Regions from separate parts of the Homo sapiens genome. Here all the other regions are linked to region 2. The links are chromatin contacts, found by Hi-C or POLR2A ChIA-PET in ENCODE. All regions are on one chromosome and are shown on one strand. The core of a region is the stretch at or near the end of the contact, and the rest is flanking DNA. Distances in the headings are between cores, read along the strand shown.

Evidence for each region. A loop is a pair of places that touch in the nucleus more often than their neighbours do. ChIA-PET counts read pairs that join two places held with the same protein, here RNA polymerase II (POLR2A). Pooled maps may share reads with other maps.
Region 1: a pooled map shows a loop between it and region 2 (2.3-fold over the local background). The contact joins two enhancer-like sites. A Hi-C loop is called at or near these places in 1 of 168 maps with a recorded cell type or tissue (uterus) and 4 of 50 pooled maps. POLR2A ChIA-PET finds 5 or more read pairs at or near these places in 8 of 52 experiments (AG04450, CD4-positive, alpha-beta T cell, H1 and 5 more).
Region 3: a loop to region 2 is called in a pooled map, with 2.4 times the contacts of the local background. The contact joins the promoter of TRIM69 here to the enhancer-like site in region 2. A Hi-C loop is called at or near these places in 6 of 168 maps with a recorded cell type or tissue (CD4-positive, alpha-beta memory T cell, naive thymus-derived CD4-positive, alpha-beta T cell, natural killer cell and 2 more), 3 of 37 single-sample maps with no recorded cell type and 14 of 50 pooled maps. POLR2A ChIA-PET finds 5 or more read pairs at or near these places in 33 of 52 experiments (B cell, CD4-positive, alpha-beta T cell, CD4-positive, alpha-beta memory T cell and 24 more).

What each region holds. Positions count from the first base shown.
Region 1 is chr15:44,632,509-44,635,715 of GRCh38, forward strand. SPG11 (SPG11 vesicle trafficking associated, spatacsin) reads right to left here. Exons shown (of 40, transcript NM_025137.4): 8 at 997-1,129. Among named protein-coding and RNA genes, the nearest start is that of SPG11, 30 kb to the right of the region's middle. Within about 2 kb of position 1,268, at least 2 of the 41 ENCODE cell types and tissues checked have a DNase peak (open chromatin) inside an H3K27ac peak, as active enhancers do.
Region 2 is chr15:44,681,222-44,684,720 of GRCh38, forward strand. All of the region lies in intron 3 of PATL2 (PAT1 homolog 2), which reads right to left. Among named protein-coding and RNA genes, the nearest start is that of SPG11, 19 kb to the left of the region's middle. Within about 2 kb of position 1,795, at least 17 of the 41 ENCODE cell types and tissues checked have a DNase peak (open chromatin) inside an H3K27ac peak, as active enhancers do; they include B cell, CD4-positive, alpha-beta T cell, CD8-positive, alpha-beta T cell and 3 more, where a contact is called at or near this core.
Region 3 is chr15:44,734,795-44,738,430 of GRCh38, forward strand. TRIM69 (tripartite motif containing 69) reads left to right here and starts at 1,734. Exons shown (of 7, transcript NM_182985.5): 1 at 1,734-1,916. The coding sequence starts at 1,911.

The sequences.
Region 1 (3,207 bases), core at 18-2,517, 49 kb before region 2:
CTGGGTGAATTTTTTTTTTTTTTTTGAGAGTCGTACTTTGCAACCAGGCTGAAGTGCAGTGGCACAATCATAGATCACTGCAGCCTAGACCTCCCAGACTCAAGCAATCCTCAGCCTCAGCCTTCCAAGTAGTTGGGACTATGGATGCGTCATCATGCCCAACTAATTTTTAAAATTCTTTTGTAGAATGGGGTCTTGCTATGTTCCCCAGACTGGTCTCAAACTCCTAGACTCAAGCGATCCTCCCACCTTGGCCCCTAAAGTGTTAGGATTACAGGGCGAGCCACTGCATCCCACCAAAAATTCTTATAACAAATCCTAATCCACAACTCAGAAAGCCACACTGTCAATACACATCTCAGATGGTTGCAAGGGCAGGCAATTTTCCAAATAAATGTTTTTCTGTTGTGTATAAAACTGTCTTGAATTTGAAAGATTGCCTCTTCCTTGCATAATAAAAATACAGAGTACAGTAAAAGATATGAGCAATAAATACCCCACATAGTATGGGGACATTTATAGAATCTGATAACACTGCCAAATTTCCACAAAGTTGTCCAGGCATGGTGGCTCACGCCTGTAATCCCAGCACTCTGGGAGGCAGAGGATTGTTTGAGCCCAGGAGTTTGAGACCAGCCTGGCAACACAGTGAGACCCCATTCTCTACAAAGAATAGCTGAGTGTGGTGGCATACACGTGTAGTCCCAGCTACTGTAGTAGGCTGAGGTGGGAGGACTGCTTGAGTCCAGGAGGTGAGGCTGCAGTGAGCTGTCATCACCGCACTCCAGCCTAGGCAACAGAGTGAGACTCTGTCTCAAAAAAAAAAAAAAAAAAAAAAAAAAAAAAAAAAAAAAGAAAGTTTCCAAAAAGTACGTAAAATCCCATGACTAAGTTTTGGCAAGTAAATGAGTCATCAGAAAACACAACATCATACTTTGAAAGTTATTAAGAAGATCAAATGATAAATACAAATGTAGAAATCTTTATTCCACTTACTTCTTAAATATAAATGGGATGACAAGTGATCAAACTGATCAGATACAGAAGATTTTGAGGATGGATTAAAAAGATTTTCCTTGCTCTTCAAAAAGAAATTTACTGTGTCCAGCTGACGATTTTCTATCCCGGCCTGAAATGAGGAGGAAAATAAAAATCAGAAAAAAATTACAATAGGAAAAAAAAATCAGGATTCAGATTTTTAAACAAACTTTAGAATTTAATGTGGTGAGACTACAGGAGGCAAAAGACTGCATGAGTACATGGGCTCCAGTGAGGATTTTGACAATGACTGATTATGCAATCTGGGGCAAGACTCTGTAACCTTTCTTTTCCTTTCTTTTTTTTTTTGAGTCAGAGTTTTGCTCTTGTTGCCCAGGCTGGAGTGCAATGGCATGATCTTAGCTCAATGCAACCTTTATCTCTCAGGTTCAAGAGATTCTCCTGCCCCAGCCTCCCAAGTAGTTCGGATTACAGGTGCCCGCCACCATGTCCGGCTAAATTTTGTATTTTTAGTAGAGACAGGGTTTCACTGTGTTGGCCAGGCTGGTCTCGAACTCCTGACCTCAAATGATCCACCTGCCTTGGCCTCCCAAAGTGCTGGGATTACAGGTACAAGCCACTGCGCCTGGCCCAATTTCTGCTTCAATAGAAACAGGAGGTTATTAGACTACAAAACCTTTTCAGCTCTACCATTTTATATTTCTACAACAATTCAAAGCTAAATATTAGGGATTACCCTTACAATTCAGTTATATTCTATTTGAATTAAAATGTTATGGCAGTACAATATAAAGTCCTACTCTGTCACCCAGGCTGAGGTACAGTGGCATGATCTCACCTCACTGCAACCTCTGCCTGCCCAGCTTAAGTGATTCTCGTGCCTCAGCCTCTGGAGTAACTGGGACTACAGGCATGCACCACCACACCCAGCTGATTTTTTTTTTTTTTTTGTATTTTTAATAGACGGGTTTCACTGCGTTTGGCTAGGCTAGTCTCGAACTCCTGGCCTAGAACAATGCACCCAACTCGGCCTCCGAAATTGCTGGGATTACAGGCATGAGCCACTGCGCCCAGCCAGATTCTCAGTTGTCTTTTTTGAGGCAGAGTCTTGCTCTGTCGCCCAGGCTGGAGTGCAGTGGTTTCATCTTGGCTCACTGCAATCTCCGCCTCCCAGGTTCAAGTGATCCTCCCACCTCAGAGTCCCAGGTAGCTGGGATTACAAGTCTGAACCACTACACTCAGCTAATTTAACAGAAACGGGGTTTCACCATGATGGCCAGGCTGGTCTCAAACTTCTGACCTCAGGTGAGGATCCTCCCGCCTAGGCCTCCCAAAGTGCTGGAATTACAGGCATGAGCCATCGCACCTGGCTGCATTCTATATTTTTAATAAACAAAAATAAAATAAACATTTTTTTTTTAAGTATGATGGCCAGGTGTGGTGGCTCATGCCTGTAATCCCAGCTTGGGAGGTCGAGGCAGGTGGATCAGCTGAGGTCAGGAGTTCGAGACCAGCCTGGCTAACACGGTGAAACCCCATTTCTACTAAAAATACAAAAATTAGCCAGGTGTGGTGGCAGGCACCTGTACTCTCAGCTACTCAAAAGTCTGGGGCAGGAGAATCGCTGGAACCCGGGAGGTGGAGGTTGTGGTGAGCCAAGATCATACCACTGCACTCCAGCCTGGGCAGCACAGCAAGATGCTGTCTCAAAAAACAAAAACAAAAACAAAAGAGCATGTGGCCTGAGAAGCCTAAAATATTTACTGTCTGATCCTTTACAAAGTTGTTGGGGCACAGTGGCTCATGCCTGCAATCCCAGCACTTTCGGAGGCTGAGGCGAGAAGACTGCTTGAGCCCAGGAGTTTGAGACCAGCCTGGGCAACATAGTGAGACCTTGTTTCTAAAAAGGTTTTAGTAAAGACCTTGTCTCTACTAAAAAAAATTAAAAAGTAGCTGGGTGTGGTGGCGCACACCTGTAGTCCTAACTACTGGGGATGCTGAGGCAGGAGGGTGTCTTGAGCCCAAGAAGTTGAGGCTGCAGTGAGCTGTGATTGCGTCACTGTACTCCAGCCTATGCAACCCTGTCTCAAAAAAAAAAAAAAAAAAAAAAAAAGAAAAAAGGAAAAAAGCCGGGTATGGTGGCTCACTCCCATAATCCCAGCATTTTGGGAGGCTGATGAGGGTGGATCACCTAAGGTCAGGAGTTCA
Region 2 (3,499 bases), core at 545-3,044:
TTGCCCAGACTGGTCTCAAACTCCTGGGCTCAAGTCGTCCTCCCACCTTGGCCTCCCAAAGTGCTGGGATTACAGATGTGAGCCACTTCTCTCGGCTGTGATTTCTTAACTGTAAGTGCAAAAGACATGTTTCAGTCCTGACCTTAGCTGACATCTCTACAGCATTCAACACTGCTGATCACATCCTCCTTGGATCTCTGTGCTCCCACAGCTTCCCAACACTTGTCTCCTGGCTCTTCCAGTACCTCTTGGGTCATTTTTCTTTGGCCCTTTTCCTGCTCCCCTCATCTTCTTCCCATCCTTTGAATATCCGCTTCCTCAGGCTACTTCTCAGTCCTCTATATATCAAATATTCTTAATCTGAGGATCCCCTGAAATTGTGTATATGTTGGTGTGGTTTTCAGTATGTTTGTTTTTCTGGAAAGAGCATCTGTAGCTTTTATCACATCCTCAAAGGGATCAAGGATCTGCAAAGGTTAAATCCTCTGCAACCTGATATCCCTGGGCAATCTCATCTCATGCTGATGATTTCCAAGTTGTTTTGTCAGATCAGACACCCCTCAACTTACAACACCTCAGTGTTTCTCATGTCCCATTCTTTACATAAAGCATAAGCCCCTTTACAATCTGGCCCTGACTGTCATAGAAAGCAACCAGTCTCCTATCTTAAAGTTCCCTACCTTCTAGATTGAGTTTCAGAAATAGTAAACTGCTTTTAGCTGCATGGAGAAATTAGGGTTCCACTTTAGCCTTCTCTCGTAATCGCTGTGCACCAGGTTGTCCCTACACTGGAGACCTCTCGCCCTTGGTCTGGGAGCTATATTCTGTTGTTGATTAAGGCAGCTTTCTGTTCCAGTTCTGTCTTTCCAATGATATTGAAAGTGTGTATCTTAGCAGGTAATATGCTGTGCATTATGTCATATAAGCAACATGAAGTTACAAAGTAAGAGTTGTTTTAATTGGAAGGTGATTTCAGAATTGTCTTTATTGAATGGTCTTATTCTAATATTCTAGTTATTCAAATGGGAAAAACAAACTCGGCCCAGGATTCATCTCCTCCAGGAGGCCTTCTCAGATAGGCTTTTCCCTTCCAGCCTGGGATAGGCACCCTTATGTGTGCTCACTGATCCTTATGCTTTTTGCTCATTGCACCTACCACACTGTGTCGTCATTCTGTTTCTAAATTTGTCACTCCCACTTGCAAGCAGAGATGTTCCTCATCTCTGTGCCCCTGGCACTTAACACAGTCTCTGGAACAGAGTAGGTTCTTAGTAGATGTTGACTGAGCTGAACTGGAATGGAAAATTATGGACCTTTCCCTGAGAGAGAGACTTCTTCAGAGGGGTTTCTTGCCAGCCACCTGGGTGTGTCCTACTCCAGCTCACTCCTCACGTTCTTCCCAAGAAATTTCATTCCAAGAAACAAACCAGAATATCTAAGCCAGAAATCATAAAAGAAAAGATACGTAGATTTCACTAAAGAAAGTTAAACTTCTATATTGAAGACATATTTATGCCAAAGTAAATGCTAGATGGAGCAAAGATTTAAACATAAAAAAAATCTCAAAACGGTGGCTGGCAAGATGGCCAAATAGGAATAGCTCTGGTCTGTAGCTCCAAGAGAGATCAACACAGAAAGTGGGTGATTTCTGCATTTCCAACTGAGGTACCCAGCTCATCTCACTGGGACTGGTTAGACAGTGGGTGCAGCCCACGGAGGGTGAGCCAAAGCAGGGTGGGGCATTGCCTTACCCGGGAAGTGCAAGGGGTTGGGGAACTCCCTCTCCTAGCCAAGGGACTGTGAGGGACTGTGCCTTGAGGGACGGTGCACTCTGACCCAGATACTACGCTTTTCCCATCCTCTTCACAACCCACAGAACAGGAGATTCCCTCAGGTGCCTATGCCACCAGGGCCTTGGGTTTCAAGCACAAAACTGGGCAGCTGTTTGGGCAGACACTGAGCTAGCTGCAGTTTTTTTTTTCATACCCCAGTGGCGTCTGGCATGCCAGCGAGACAGAACCATTCACTCCTCTGGAAAGGGTGCTGAAGCCAGGGAGCCAAGTGGTCTAGCTCAGTGGATCCCACCCCCACAGAGCCCAGCAAGCTGAGATGCACTGGCTTGAAATTCTCACTGCCAGCACAGCAGTCTGAAGTCAAGCTGGGACACTTGAGCTTGGTGGGGGGAGGGGCGTTTGCCATTACTGAGGCTTGAGTAGGTGGTTTTCACCTCACAGTGTAAACAAAGCCACCAGGAAGTTCAAACTGGGTGGAGTCCACTGCAGCTCCGCAAAGCTGCTGTAGCCAGACTGCCTCTCTAGATTCCTCCTCTCTGGGCAGGGTATCTCTGAAAGAAAGGCAGTAGCCCCAGTCAGGGGCTTATAGATAAAACTCCCATCTCCCTGGGACAGACAGAGCACCTGGTAGAAGGGGCAGCTGTGGGCACAGCTTCAGCAGACTTAAACATTCCTGCCTGCTGACTCTGAAGAGAGCAGCGGATCTCCCAGCATAGTGCTCAAGCTCTGCTGAGGGACAGACTGCCTCCTCAAGTGTGTCCCTGACCCCCATGCCTCCTGACTGGGAGACACCTCCCAGCAGGGGTCGACAGACACTTCATACAGGAGAGCTCCGGCTGGCATCTTGTGGGTGCCCCTCTGGGACAAAAATTCCAGAGGAAGGAACAAGCAGCAATCTTTGCCGTTCTGCAGTCTCCGCTGGTGATACCCAGGAAAACAGGGTCTGGAGTGGACCTCCAGCAAACTCCAACAGACCTGCAGCAGAGGGGCCTGACTGTTAGAAGGAAAACTAACAAACAGAAAGGAATAGCATCAACATAAAAAAAAAAAAAATCCACACAGAAACCCCATCCGAAGGTTACCAACATCAAAGACCAAAGGTAGATAAATCCATGAAGATGAGGAAAAACCAGCACAAAAAGGCTGAAAATTCTAAAAACCAGAACATCCCTTCTCCTCCAAAGGATCACAACTCCTTCCAGCAAGGGAACAAAAGTGGACAGAGAATGAGTTTGATGAATTGACAGAAGAGGCTTCAGAAGGTGGGTAATAACAAACTGCTCCAAGCTAAAGGAGCATGTTCTAACCCAATGCAAGGAAGCTAAGAAGCTTGAAAAAAGGTTGGAGGAATTGCTAACTAGAATAACTAGTTTAGAGAAGAACATAAATGACCTGATAGAGCTGAAAAACACAGCACAAGAACTTTGTGAAGCATTCACAAGTATTAATAGCTGAATTGATCAAGCAGAAGAAGGAATACCGGCGATTGAAGATCAGCTTAATGAAATAAAGCAAGACGACAAGATTAGAAAAAAAAAATGAAAAGTAATGAACAAAGCCTCTGAGAAATATGGCACTATGTGGAAAAGACCAAATCTACATTTGATTGGTGTACCCGAAAGTGATGGGGAGAATGGAAACAAGCTGGAAAACACTCTTCAGGATATTATCCAGGAGAACTTCCCCAACCTAGCAAGACAGGCCAA
Region 3 (3,636 bases), core at 484-2,983, 54 kb after region 2:
TTTAGTAAAATCAGCTATACTAAGCATTGTCAAATGTTTTAGCCAACAACAAAAACAATCAAGATGAAACAAAATTACTTTTTTGACTAAGTGATCACCAGCATTTCATAGACATTTATCTGACAAAGGTTTTGATCTAACAAATGCCATGTATTGCCAAGGTGAGCAAGATACAGTACTACCTATCCTGTGGTTTGTTCACAACTTAGTGGAGGGGCAGACATGCAATCAAACAATTAGAATACACTCTGTTAAAGCCACGTGTACAAAGATCTAGGGTGCTATAGAAATGTGTAAAACTAGGCCAGGCGTGGTGTTGCTCACACCTGTAATCCTAGCACTTTGTGAGGCTGAGGTGGGAGGACAGCTTGAGCTCAGAAATTTGAGATCAGCCTAGGCAACATAGTGAGACCCTGTCAGAAAGAAAAGAAAAAAGAAAAGAAAAGAAGGAAAGAAAGAGAAAGAGAAAGAAAGGGAGAAAGAAAGAAAGAGAGCAAGAGAGAAAGAAAGAGGAAAAAGAAAGGAAGAAAGAGAAAGAAACAGAGAGAGAAAGAAAGGGAGAAAGAAAACAGAAAGAGAGAGAAAGAAAGAAAGAGAAAGAAAAAAAGAAAGAGGAAAGAAGGAAGGAAGGAAGGAAGGAAGGAAAGAAGGAAGGAAGGAAGGAAGGAAGGAAGGAAGGAAGGAAGGGAGTAAAGCTGTGTTTCTCAACTGGGGAGTGATTCCAACCCCTGCCCCCAGGAGACATTTGGCAATGACTGGAGACATTTTTGTTATGACTGGGTTTGGTGGGGGGGGGGTGGCTACAGGCATCTAGTGTGTAAACGCCAGGGACACTGCTAAATATCCTAAAATTCACAGGACAGCCCCTCTAACGTAAGACTTAGCAGGCCCAAAATATCAATAGGGCTGAGGTTGGTAACCTCTGGTATAGAGCCAGCAAAATATCTTCTACAAGAGACAGGGAAGTGGGTAAAGCTTGGTTTGGGGATGAGGGGGTGGTTAGGGAAGAGTTTAGTAAAGAGATAATGACGGGGGTGTGGGGGAAGGGAAACTCCCATCCGAAGGGACAACATATACAAAGCTGCAGAAGCGTGACATATTTGGGCGATCCCAAACACTGGGGAAAGAGCTGTGGTCATTAAGTCTGGACAGCTAGGCAGGAGCTAGACGTGCAAGAAATCATATTGAGTTAGAGGAACTACTGTAAGAAAAACTGTTTGGCTCTGTGGTGGCTCTTTATAAGTCACTCAGGAGCACAGTGTTGGTACATCTCTCTGCGAGCTAAAACTGCTGAAGAAAGCTGTATGAAATGAAGCTTTTTTCATCCTGCTTTCTTAGGGCCTGGTGTTTCCCAGGCCTGTGTTACTGTCTCAGAGATAAAATCAGGGCTGCTTCATTGGAATATGAGAGGTGAACTAGCTCTCTATTAAAGCCACTCAGCTGGTGTCTTGATGGTGTGATGGGATCATGAACAGGGGTGAGGTGGTTATTTTTCATGAGTTAGGCTTAATATAGGCTGCTGCTGACGTGTATTTCCTCTTTCATAGAGCATCCTTAGTCCAGAAATGGGGAGCTATGAACCTTAAGATTAGACCACTAACTCGAATCTAAATGAGCTGCCCTTGTCTCCTACAAAAGAAAAGTTGGGCAGGTAGGGTATTCTAATGAGGGTTTCTCTTTCTCTTAAGCAAATGATGATCAAAGTTAACTGACAAACTGTCACGGAATCTGCCAGACCTCACTCTGGCCTTGCTGCTTCTCTCCAGCTCCTGAACTTTTCTTTCTTCCATCATGCTCTGAGCCCATTCCTTGAAAACTAAAAGGTCCCTGACTCCCAGTCTGCAGCCATCCTGGGCCTGCTGAGCTCTGATTCAAGTGCCTGCCTCTGCCCCTTGGTGGGCTGAAGCTTCATGGAGGTGAGTGACCCTTTTTTTTTTTAACTTAGCAGGGCTTCTAGGAATAGTGTGGAAAACAGGATCATAGAAGAGGATATGGATTTAGGAGCACAAAAGGAAATTCATGAAGGGAAGTATTTAACTTGTGACAGCTGGTAGCTACTATACTCTCTCCAAGCCTTGGAATAACTGATAATTTATACTAGAGAAGCTGGTAGGAAAGTAATGAAATCCACCAAAACATTTTGAGAAAAAATAAACTATATACTATATACAATTTACTTTCATTATCAATGTAATCATTTTATTTTAGATTTAAAAATTATTATGTATAACTTGGTTTGCTTACAATACCTTCACATTTGATTATTTTATATTTAAGGCAGAGTTGATACTTAGATAGTAAACATTTTTAATTGAATTCTTCCTTTAAGACCTCTTCAGAGCTAAAATAAAGGAAGTTATGTTCTTCTGAACTTAGTGTTTTCCTGATTGTCAAACAAAAGAAAATGGTTATTTACTACATGAAAGCTTGAAAAACTCACTAAGGGTTTTTCAGGGGCCCTTGAATCCTGAGTTATCATCCATTTCCACTAGTTTCCACTTCTTATAAAGTTTAATTTCATTATATTAATCATTAAGATCAGTTTCTAATTTCCTCTATCATAGGACCTTTAGGTTTGCTGCTACTCATCTCTGTGCTTAGCTATTGAAGCAAACAGGGCTATAAGCATTTTGTTTATAATTTCTAGGGCAAAAATAAACACTATTGCCTAAACCTACTATATTCTTATTACTTTAAGGCCAAGTCAGTGAAAATAGACACTTTTCCATAATAGTAAAAAAATTGTTTGTGTGATAGTGAGTTTCCCATTACTTCAGATGTTCAGGCAGAGGTTGGAAAGGAGTGAATTAAATGGCTTAAAATTTCTTTCAACTCTGGGAAGCTCCAAGAAGTCAGAAAGTTCAGAATCTTGCCTTCTTATGTGCAAATGGCTTGACTCGTGAAGCAGGAGTGTGTCTTGCTCTTAGGTTTAAGCTGGCTGTGCTATATAGTTTGTCTCTGTGGATGAACTGTATTTTTCTGCTCTCAAAGTTAATTCTTCATAAAAACTGCCCATCAAAGTTTAAAAATTACTTTGAAGGAATAAAGGTTGAAAAGCAACAAATGAACTCTCCTTAGATATCTTAACTATGATTTCAAAAATTTACAACACAAAACTTCTCAGGAAAAAAAAATCTCTGGTAAAAATTAAGGATTTCTTATGCAAGCTTCCATGGACTTCATAGCTCTTTGCCTTTTCTCTGCTCTTTGAGAATGTGCACAGTGAACTGAAGGAGGAAGATACATACTTTCTTTCTTTCTTTTTTTTTTTTTTTTTTTTTTAGGACAGAGTCTCACTCTCTTGCTCAGGCTGGAGTGCAGTGGCACCATCTCAGCTCACTGCAACCTCCGCTTCCAGGGTTCAAGTGATTCTCATGCCTCAGCATCCCAAATAGCTGGGACTGCAGGGACGCACCACCACGCCTGGCTAATTTTTGTATTATTATTTTTTTTTTTAGTAGAGATGAGGTCTCACCATGTTACCCAGGCTTGTCTCCAACTCCTGACCTCAGGTGATCCTCCTGCCTCAGCCTCCCAAAGTGAGGCTAAGATTACAGGCCTGGGCCATCGTGACCTGCTGATGTGCTTTCTTATAAAGTGATTCCTGCCAGCCAGGGCTTTATAAGGATGAATATC